Regions from separate parts of the Homo sapiens genome. Here region 2 is linked to region 1. A link is a loop called in an ENCODE intact Hi-C map of the cell type or tissue named here. Cell type or tissue: adrenal gland. All regions are shown on one strand. Region 1 overlaps ABTB3 (ankyrin repeat and BTB domain containing 3). Region 2 overlaps ABTB3 (ankyrin repeat and BTB domain containing 3).

Region 1 (5,000 bases):
TTACCGCCTAAGCGGCAGCATTAGATTCTCAGAGTGGCACGAACCGTATTGTGAACTATGCATGTGACAGACCTAAGTCGTGCGCTCCTTATGAGAATCTAATGCCTGGTGATCTGTCACTGTCTCCCATCACCCCCAGATGGTACCATCAAGTTGCAGGAAAACAAACTCTGGGCTCCCACTGATTCTACACGATGATGAGTTGTATAATTATTTCATTATATATTATAATGTAATAATAATAGAAATAAAATATGCAATAAATGTAATGCACTTGAATTATCCCAAAACCATCCCCCTACCCCCAGGTCCATGGAAGAATTATCTTTCATGAAACCAGTCCCTGGTACCAAAAAGATCAGGGACCGCTGATGTAACTTGCTCAAGGTCACACAGCTAGGAGGTGACAGAACCTGGATTTGAACTTGAACAGTTTGGTTCTAGTGACGGTGCATGTGGCCACTTCAGTAGTCTTTCTTTTCTTTTTTTTTTTTCTTTTTGAGACAGAGTTTCGCTCATTGCCCAGGCTGGAGTGCAGTGGTGTGATCTCAGTTCACTGCAGCCTCCACCTCTTGGGTTCAAGTGATTCTCCTGCCTCAGCCTCCCAAGTAGCTGGGACTGCAGGCACCCGCCACCACGCCCAGCTAATTTTTGCATTTTTTAAGTAGAGACAGGGTTTCACTGTGTTGGTCAGGCTGGTCTCGAACTCCTGACCTCAGTTGATCCCCCCGCCTTGGCCTACCAAAGTGCTAGGATTACAGGCGTAAGCCACCGTGCTCGGCCCTACAGTAGTCTTTCTTTCCCTTGATAATCCTGGGCAAACCTGAACATTGTTCACAGCTGCCTGTGTTAGCCTGGAATAATGGTCTGACAAGCTCATCTTTGATGGTAATGGTTGTTTTTAATCCAAGGGTGTGGAACTTTGAGATATGGCACCCACGGCTCATTTAAATACAAACTGCTTCAAAGGCTATCCCAAATTTTATTGCCTGGCAGCAGAGCTGGCTTGCCGAAAGATAGACTCCGAAGTTTTATTAACTGTCACCATGGCAATTTCGAAGACATTGGTTATGCCGAAAGATTTCCTGACACTTCTTATTTATAATGGTGCTGGCGGGTCCCAGGCAGGCTGATCTATGGCTTTTAATCAACTAATGGATGGGGTCTCTGGGTACAGATTCACAGTGTTCAATCTTGTTAGAGCAGAAAAAAATGCTGCGAGCTCAGAGCTGTCCCAATTCCCAACACAGGGACAGAGTCCTTCTGGGCAGACAGCAATAACATGGCTCTCCTCAGCTTGATAAAAAGCAGCACTGTCACCCAGGGCCCTGGAGGCATGGCCTCAGCTGCCTGTTGCATGCCAAGGCTTATGTCCTGTTCTTCCATCTGTACCTTCCCACTTGGCAGAACGGGCAAAGAGAGCCAGTGTGGCGCAAATGTTCACGCTGCAGGAGGCAATCAGGACATTACAGTAAGAATGGAGACTTTGGCAACAGAAAGAAATGGGTTCAAGTCCCTGCTCTGTCCCTTACTAGCCGTGTGACCTCGGGTAGCTTGCTTGACCTTTGACCTTGCTGAGCCTCAGTTTCTTCCTTTGTAAAATAGGAATAATAACATTGTGAAGATTTAAATTAAATCTTAAATGGGTGATTCATTTAACTTTGCACAAAGTTGGGTGTGAGTACCCAGTAAATGTTCACCTCTGCTATCTTTGTTCTTTCTCCTCATCCTCATCATCATTGCTGAGACTATGTCAAGCCCTGTCTAATGTCCCCCTTTTTCCCAGCCCAGTGCAAAGGGAAATAGTGTGTACTGAGTGCCTACTGTGTGCTAGGTATCTTAAATGGCCTTTGTTATTTCATCGTCCCCACTCCCAGGGGAATAAAGCAGTTTTATTGTGATTTGACAGGTGAACAGAATGGGGTCAGAAGTTAAGTGACTTGCATAAGGTCACTCAGTAAGCAAAGGCAGACCTGGGATTGGAGCCCAGTCAGGACCAATGCCAAGGTCCATGCCTCTGGGTAGTTGCCAAGAGGACTGGAGCCAGAACAGCAGCCCCATCGATCCTTGTTACATGGGACAAGACAGAATCTAGGGGGATAGGCCTCCTTTGGAAAGTCTTCAAGGTGGAGACTTGGCATGGTGGGGCCAATGGGGACCACCAAGGACCCTAGAGTATTACACCTGGAAGGCAGATCCACCCCTCACATTACTGATGGGAAAATGAGATCCAGAATGGCCAAGTGTCTTGCTGGGAGATACACATACAGGTAGGGGAGAGCCAGGACTTGAACCCTAGAAGCCTGGGGAGTACCTGTGGGCAGGAAGGCCTCATAGGGCAAGGGAAATCCAACAGGCTGAGTTCCTCTAGATACCCTGTCCCCAGCTCTCCTCACCACCAGCTTACCTGCTACTTCCCACAGATGAGGCCATGAAACACTGAACCTTCCTGTGTCAGGGACTCTGGGGAATGAGGCCCTTCTCCTTTATTCATCTGCCACCCCCTGCAGGCCCCCTCTATGCCAGGCATGGGAATAGGTGTTGGGAGCTTGGCGGATGCCTTGAAACTCTAAGGCCTTTGAGAACAGGGGGGCCTGCCTCCTTCACCTACTCCCCTGCAGAACTTTGCAGTGTTCTGTATTAGTCTATTCTCAAGCTGCAAATAATAAAAAACAATCCAATAATAATAGCTGACATAGACATGTAGGGTTGGCAGTGTATCCGGCACCTCAGACTCATCTCAGTTGATCCCTGCCCCCCACAACCCTATGGAGTAGGCACTGTTATTATGCCCATTTTACAGATGAGGAAACTGAGGCCCAGAGACATTACATAATTTGCTCAAAGCCACATGCTAGTCAGTGAGGGATCAGAATCCATCCCAGAAAATCTGAATTCAGAGCCTTCTCACATTGCCGCACTGAACCCCATGGTAAATTCATTCATTTGTGATTGATTGATTGATTCAACAAGTATTTACTGAGTGCCAGCTACTATGGTAGACACTAGGGATCCAACAGTGAGCAAAACAGACAAAACTCCCTGCTCTTGCGGACCTTACCATCTACAGAGACAGGCCATAAACAAAATTCAAACCTATAGGAGGTTAGATGGAAAAAAATGAAGCAGGGAGTGCTGCAGACACAGTTTTAAGAAGGCTGATCAGAGATGGCCTTGAAGGGGAGGTGATTTTGAGGAGAGCCCTGATGCAAGTAAGGAAGTGCCTAGTGCCCTTCTGGGGGAAGAATATTACGGGCAGAGGGAGCAGCAGATGCAACAGCCCAGCGGGGTGCAGGCAAAGAGGCCAGTTATCAGACCCTAGCTCCTCAGCCATTTATTAAGTGACCTGCATTGTGGCTGCGTTTCTTCTGAGTGAAGCCAGGGCTTGCCTGGTGGCACACACAGCCATGCACAGGCCCTCTGTGGGGCAGCCCTGTGTGCTGTGGGTGGCAGGGGCCGTGGCCCGGCCCTCCAGAGTGCCCCCTACAGCCCGACTGAGCATGGCCCTCCCGCCCTGCAGACAGAACCCCTGGCATTCATCTCTCAGTGACTCTAAAGCAGCCAGGGGGGCAGGGGTGGGGTTGGGGGGCCGTAAGAAAAGGAGCCTGAAGCAGGAACCTGGGAAAACAGGCTGGCTCCCTGTACCCTCCTGGTGCCCTGCTACATCAGTGTTCTGGGAATGGCTATTTTCTCAAGGGGCAACTTCTCCCCAAACCCTTAACAGGGTACCAAGCCACCTGTTTTCTGTTACAAACTTACCAGTGTTCTTTTCCTGCAAAGAAAAGACAGAAAGAGAAAGAGCCTTGGTCTTGAGGGAAAAGGCCTGGGTTCTAGCCCAGCTCTGCATTCAGCAGCTGTGTGGCTTTAGGCAAGTGGCCTAACCTCTCTGAGCTGTTTACTCACTGGAAGATGGGAAAGCTCACTCTCCCTGTGTGGCCTTTGTGAAATTATACTGAGATTCTGGCTGGGAAAATGGTTTGAAAACTCTAGTTCTGGCTGGGCGTGGTGGCTCATGCCTGTAATCCCAGCACTTTGGGAGACCAAGGCAGGTGGATCACCTGAGTGCAGGAGTTCGAGACCACCCTGGGCAACATGACGAAACCACGCCTCTACTAAAATACAAAAATAAAAATAGCTGGGTGTGATGGCACGCCCCTGTAGTCCCAGCTCCTCGGGAGGCTGAGGCACAAGAATCGCTTGAGCCCCGGAGGTGGAAGTGGCAGTGAGCCGAGATCCCACCACTGCACTCCAGCTTGGGCTACAGAGTGAGACTCTCTGAAGAAAAAAAAAGAGAAAAAAGAAAACTCTAGCTCTCCCTCAGAGGGGCCACGGTGTTGCTTCTCTTGCTGACTCAACATCTCTCTTTTCCATCCCACATCAGGGGGCTGGGGGTTGTGTGATGTAAGGCACTCAGAGAGGGTCCCAGTGGGGAAACATATTAAATAATTTTTTAAAATTCCTGCCCCTGTACTGGGTAGAATAGCACGTCCCCCTGGAACCTCAGAATATGATTTTATTTGGAAATAGGGGCTGTGCAGATGTAATTAGTTAAAATAAGGTTGTTTTAGTCTGTTCTCATGCTGCTAATAAAGACATACCCAAGACTGGGTAATTTATAAAGGAAAGAGATGTAATGGGCTCACAGTTCCTCAGGGCTGGGGAGGCCTCACAATCATGGCAGAAGGCAAAGGAGAAGCAAAGGCACGTCCTACATGGTGGCAGGCAAGAGGGCTTATGCAGGGAACTCCCATTTAGGTAACCATCAGATCTTGTGAGACTTGTTCACTACCACGAGAACAGTATGGGCGAACCCACCCCCATGATACAATTATCTCCACCTGGCCCCACCCTTGACACATGGGGATTATTACAATTCAAGGTGAGATTTGAGTGGGGACACAGAGCCAAACCATACATGCTGGATTAAGGTGGACCCTAAATCCAGTATGACTGGCATCCTTAAGAGAAGAGAGGACACACAGAGACACAGACACAGATGG
Region 2 (5,000 bases), 120 kb after region 1:
GCCCCACAGATAGGTCCACAGGTCCAGAAACTCAATTTTATCAGTTTCACCCAGTAAGAAATTGGTAAATCTTAGTCTGTGTCATGAGCAAATATTTATTAAGTGCCTACAGTGTGCCAGGCACCATCCTGGAGCTGCGGCGGGAGCCGTGATCCAAGAAGTCCCCATTCCCTGCCCTGGTGGAGTTTACATTCTAATGGGGCATTTGCAGAGGCAGCGGGTAAGGCCAGAGGAGTCCTCTGGGGTGAGGCCCACAATGCGAGGGATTCAAGTGAGGTAAAGTCAGGAGGAACGTCTAGGGAGAAATGGGATTTAGCCTGTGGTTTGAAGGTTAAGAGGGATGTGGATTTTTAAAGGGCTTGAAGCCTTACAGACAGGAGGCTCAGCTGCATGAACAGGAATCAGCCCATTGCATGCCAGCAAGAGTCCATGACCTGATCAGCTCCCCTGGGGTGACAGGTGCATGCTGGGTAACAGAGTGCATGCTACGAAGTTGGACAAGAGAATGTCAATATCACATGGGGTTTCTCTACACATGCTATATAGTCAAGTAACTTGGGTCTGACTCCCAGCTCTTGCTAGTCTTGTGGTCCAGGGCATGATACCTAACCTGGATCAACATCATTCTCCTGATCAATGAAATGGGCATAATCATAACTAGCACAGAGGTTGGTCCTAGGCATTCAGATGAGACCATGAATCAATGTAAATGGCTGAGCTGCTGAATATTATTAACATTGGATAAATAGATCTGACTATAGGAAAACTGGCACCTGCCACCAAAAACTTTCTGGGAAGCTCATGACATCTGCATTTCTCAAGGGGGCTGGCTGACTTATAACCCCATCTACCTGTCATCCTCTTCTCAATGCCATGGTGGCCATGCTGGACTGAATGGCAGCCCCAGGGCCGGGGGAGGCAAGAGACATGCCAAGAACATATTTGCATGACCTAGCCTCCTTCAGTTTTGCACCCAGGGAACCCCACTGGCTTCATGCTAGTCTGACCCCTGCTGAATGGCAGGAAACCTTTTGCATCTACGTAGTGCATTTCTCAAAGTGTGGTACTTGGCCCACCTAAATCAGAATCCCAGGGGCTGCCTATCAGAATTATCTTCTTGGACTCTAACACAATCACCATCTCTGGATATAGAGCCAGATGATTCCCAGGCCCTCTCATGATGACTTTAGAGCAGAGGTTCTTTGAGAATGTCGTCCGCAGACCAGTAGCATCCGTATCAGGAACTGGTTAGGAATGCATTTCCTGGGTACCTCCCCTGATCTATGGAATCAGAAACTCTGGGAATGAGACCCAGCAGTCCGTATTTTAACAAACCCTCCAGATAATTCTGATGCACATTAAATTCACATGGGGAGGTTTTGAAAACTGCCTGTATCCAGCTGCACCCTATACCAATTAAATCAGAATCCCTGGGACAGGACTCAAGTGTCATTATTTTTTCCAAAATCTTCTCCAGTAATCCTAATGTGAGGACAGAGTTTATCATCACTGGAAGAAATAGGAAGATGGCACAAATGCGTTGCACTTAGAAAGTTGCCCTTCAGTTGTAGGCATTGTCTCAATGCGTGCAACAAGCTTGCAACAGCCTACCATGATCCCATTAGCAGGCAGGGAACTTGAGGCTCTCAGAGTTTCAGGGGTGTGACCAAGGTCCAAAGGGCCTCGAATTGTGGGCGCCACTGGGTGGCTGCCCAGCCAGCCTGGGTCTGGGGGAAGGCTGCCGGTTAACCTGGCTCTCTTTAGAGAGCCTTTTCTAGGTGCCAAAGCCTTTTGGCAGCATGTTGCCTGGGCAGAGCTGAAGCCTGAAAGAGCTCCAGAAAGACGACAGGGACGAGGCTGCAGATGGGAAGGGAGTGCTAGCGGACACCTTAGGCTTGGGTCCACAATCAGGGAGCCCCAAATAGAAATAACACGGGGCGCTGATTGGTTTTCCGCCGCTCCAGACCCTGCGCTTGGTGCTTCAAGTGACTCATCCTTATGTTCACATGATCGCCGAGAGGGATAATATTCCCAGATCAGTTACCTCCTAGCCTTTCCTAGTCACATTATCCCCAGGCTACAGATGAGGAAACTGAGGCCCAAGGATTCCAGAGAGCCTGCCCCGGGGTCACCGGTGCGGTCCGGATGTCTCCAAAGGCTCTCCCACTACTCTGGAATTCAGAGGCAGGGTCTCCAGGGAAAGCGGGGTGTGGGCTGGGGAGTCGGGAGATGGGGGGATCCCCGCGAGCAGGGGGTGGGGCCAAGCCGGCAGCCCCTGCCTCCGGGGAGGCCCTAACGCGCGTCTCCGGGTCCCTCCTCCCACCGCAGGCCCTTCCTCGTGCTGCCGCCGCTGATGGAGTGGATCCGGGTGGCCGTGGCGCACGCCGGCCACCGCCGCAGCTTCTCCATGGACAGCGACGACGTCCGCCAGGCGGCCCGGCTGCTGCTGCCCGGCGTGGACTGCGAGCCGCGCCAGCTCAGGTAGGCGCGGGGGCGGGCGGGGGGCGGCAGGGGAGGGAGGGCTCCGGCCTCGCAGCCTCCACCCCTCCAATCAGAGCCCCGCTGGGCGGCCTGAGCCCCGCACACCTCGGCGGCGCTGGGGTGGAGGCTCCCTGGTTGAAGTGGCAGACGCGGGCTGAACAATAAGCAGGTCCCTGGAGTTGCAGGGTTGAAAGAACGCGGCGAGGCCCGTGGAGGACGGTCCGATTCTTAGATTACAGATGTCGGTGTGGTTTCTCTCTGGCTGTTCTCTCTGCGCCTAGCTTCTCCCTCTCTTTCTCTCTCCTCCCCCAGTAAAATCCGGTCTTCCTGTAGTTTTTTAACCAAACCTTACAGAGTGAAATTTCTGGCTGGGTCAGAGAGCGCCTCTGCGTTTTCACTTGCGTGAGGATGGAGTGGTCTTCTCTGCATTCCTCAGGCCTGTATCCAGGGCTCTCCTCTGTCAAGGTGGGAATTACCCATGGGCCACTCAGGGGCCCCCATGCGTGGGTGCTCATTTTGAGCCAAAGCAAGAGAAATAAAAGAACTCACTCAGGTGAGTCATAATCTGGCTTTAAATGCAAAAAAACACAGAAACCCAGTGGGGCGTGTGTGTGTGCGTGCGCGTGCACGCACACGAACACACCTAAGAGCATGCACTTTCCCGACTCCCCCCACTCCCAGCTGTTTCCCAGGTGTCATTGTCATCATTTTCAAATCCCTTCCTACCCACTTGATGGGAAACTGCCTTTCCTCCACAGTTCATCCAACCAGGCCAAGGGCAGAGATTTCTGCCCTTTCAGATCTGATTGGGGTTCTGCAAGGAAATGGAGGGTTTGTGGTATGCAGCAGCCCCCCGAAGGCCCAGAGCTGTCCCTCAGCCCAAGAACATGCAGAGAGCGAGTCAAAGTCATAATTGCTAGCATTTATTGGATGTTTACCACATGCCGAGCACTGTTCTAAGTGCTTTACACAGATGAATATTTCCCAAACAGTGTAAAGTAGGTACTGTGATTATGCTCACTTCAAAGGTAAGGAAACTGAGGCACAGATAGGTTCAATACCATGCTCAAAGTCACTGGAGTAGTAAATAATAGAGTCAGGATATGAATTCAGGCAGTCCAGAGCCCTGGGATCATAGTTCTAACCACTGAGCGCTTTCCTGTCTTCAGATTTTTGTCTGGGCATTTTCTGGCTGTGCCACCATGCCTTGTACCTTGTCACCTACAATAACAGCCCATCTCAGGGAGAGGCGAGGGAACGGTCATTCACTGAGCACCTACCATGTGACGGTTATCAATTGCAACAAAAGATTTCTCTCTTTTAATCCCCGAAGCGGCATCATGAGGTTGGCATAATCTTCCCATTTTACAGATTGGGAACCATTGGTGGAGCAGCTTGTAGGTAGAAGTGCCAAGGAAGAAATTCTTGTGGTCCTACTCTAAGTCCAGCCTCTGCCACCGGACTGTGCTGCCTCCTGTTTTCAGGGGTGGGCGGGGCACATTCTGCGTGCAGGCTCACTCCCACCACTCCTGCTCATTGCCCCCATCGCCAACCTGGATGTCTTGGCAGCTCCTGCTCTCCTTTTGCAGGAAGCCCGGGACTGCTGGGTGACAGGGAAGGTTAGATGTTTTCTTAATGCTAACTGACAAAGCATTCCTTGTTTGTCATACCTTCAGGAGACCCTACAGCTTAAAAGTTAGGAGCCTGGGCTCCAGGGTCCCATTGCCTGGGTCCAGATCTCACCACCAGAGTTAATCAACTGTGCAAACTTGGGCAAGCTAGTTAACCTCTCTGGACCTTAGTTTTCCCATGAGTAATGTGGAAATATGAATAGCAGCTCTGCTTAGAGGTTGGTGTGAGCACAAAGTAGGATAATGAACGTGCAGTATCCATTCAAACAATGCCTGAAAGGAAATAAGTGCCTATAAAGCGGTCATTTTTAACTAAAGTCCCCGAGCCTCTGCTACCGCTGAAATAATAAGGAGGCTCCTACTTAGGTATTATTCTATAATTTTGGAAGGCCTTTAATACTTTCTCATAACAGCCTCAAAACAAACATTGGTATCCAGGAAAAGCAGTGCTGCCCCATTTTACAGAGGTGGAAATCAAGGCTTAGTGACATTAGGTAACTCTGCCAACATCACACAGATGGTAAGTGACAGAGTTGGGAGCCAGATATCGCACCCAGAGACCCAATGATACAACCATGTGTCATTTTTCTGCTCTCTCACCCTAGACCTAGACAAGCCCTCTCAGAGGACACTATCTTCTGGATGGCTCTGTCCCTTTTCACAATTTTGCAGACTGAACATGAGCCTCAGGGGCCACTGTCCATCTCTGCGCCCCCCCTCCTCAGCACAGAGCTCTTTCTGCATGGTCTAGCGACCAAGTGTGTGTCATTCTGACAGTCACACCAAGGATTTCAATTTCAGCATCTGTCCAGTTTGAAGCCTCAGCCCTGGCATTCAGGATGTGAATGTGATGTGCACGCAGGCCAGAATGCACAGAGGAGCAGAGGA

The links. Peaks named below come from ENCODE experiments on the same cell type or tissue, not always from the same donor. Only the 100,000 strongest peaks of a DNase experiment are listed, where the experiment ranks them.
Region 2: a loop joins it to region 1, with 2.0 times the contacts of the local background. A loop is called at or near these places in 1 of 110 quality-filtered maps.

What each region holds. Positions count from the first base shown.
Region 1 is chr12:107,456,379-107,461,378 of GRCh38, forward strand. All of the region lies in intron 1 of ABTB3 (ankyrin repeat and BTB domain containing 3), which reads left to right. Among named protein-coding and RNA genes, the nearest start is that of ABTB3, 140 kb to the left of the region's middle. In adrenal gland, no CTCF peak of the experiment used is centred here; DNase peaks (open chromatin) are centred at 2,063 and 2,322; H3K27ac peaks cover 389 bases.
Region 2 is chr12:107,578,824-107,583,823 of GRCh38, forward strand. ABTB3 (ankyrin repeat and BTB domain containing 3) reads left to right here. Exons shown (of 17, transcript NM_001018072.2): 4 at 2,329-2,481. Among named protein-coding and RNA genes, the nearest start is that of PWP1, 100 kb to the right of the region's middle. In adrenal gland, no CTCF peak of the experiment used is centred here; a DNase peak (open chromatin) is centred at 2,427; H3K4me3 peaks cover 483 bases; H3K27me3 peaks cover 1,140 bases.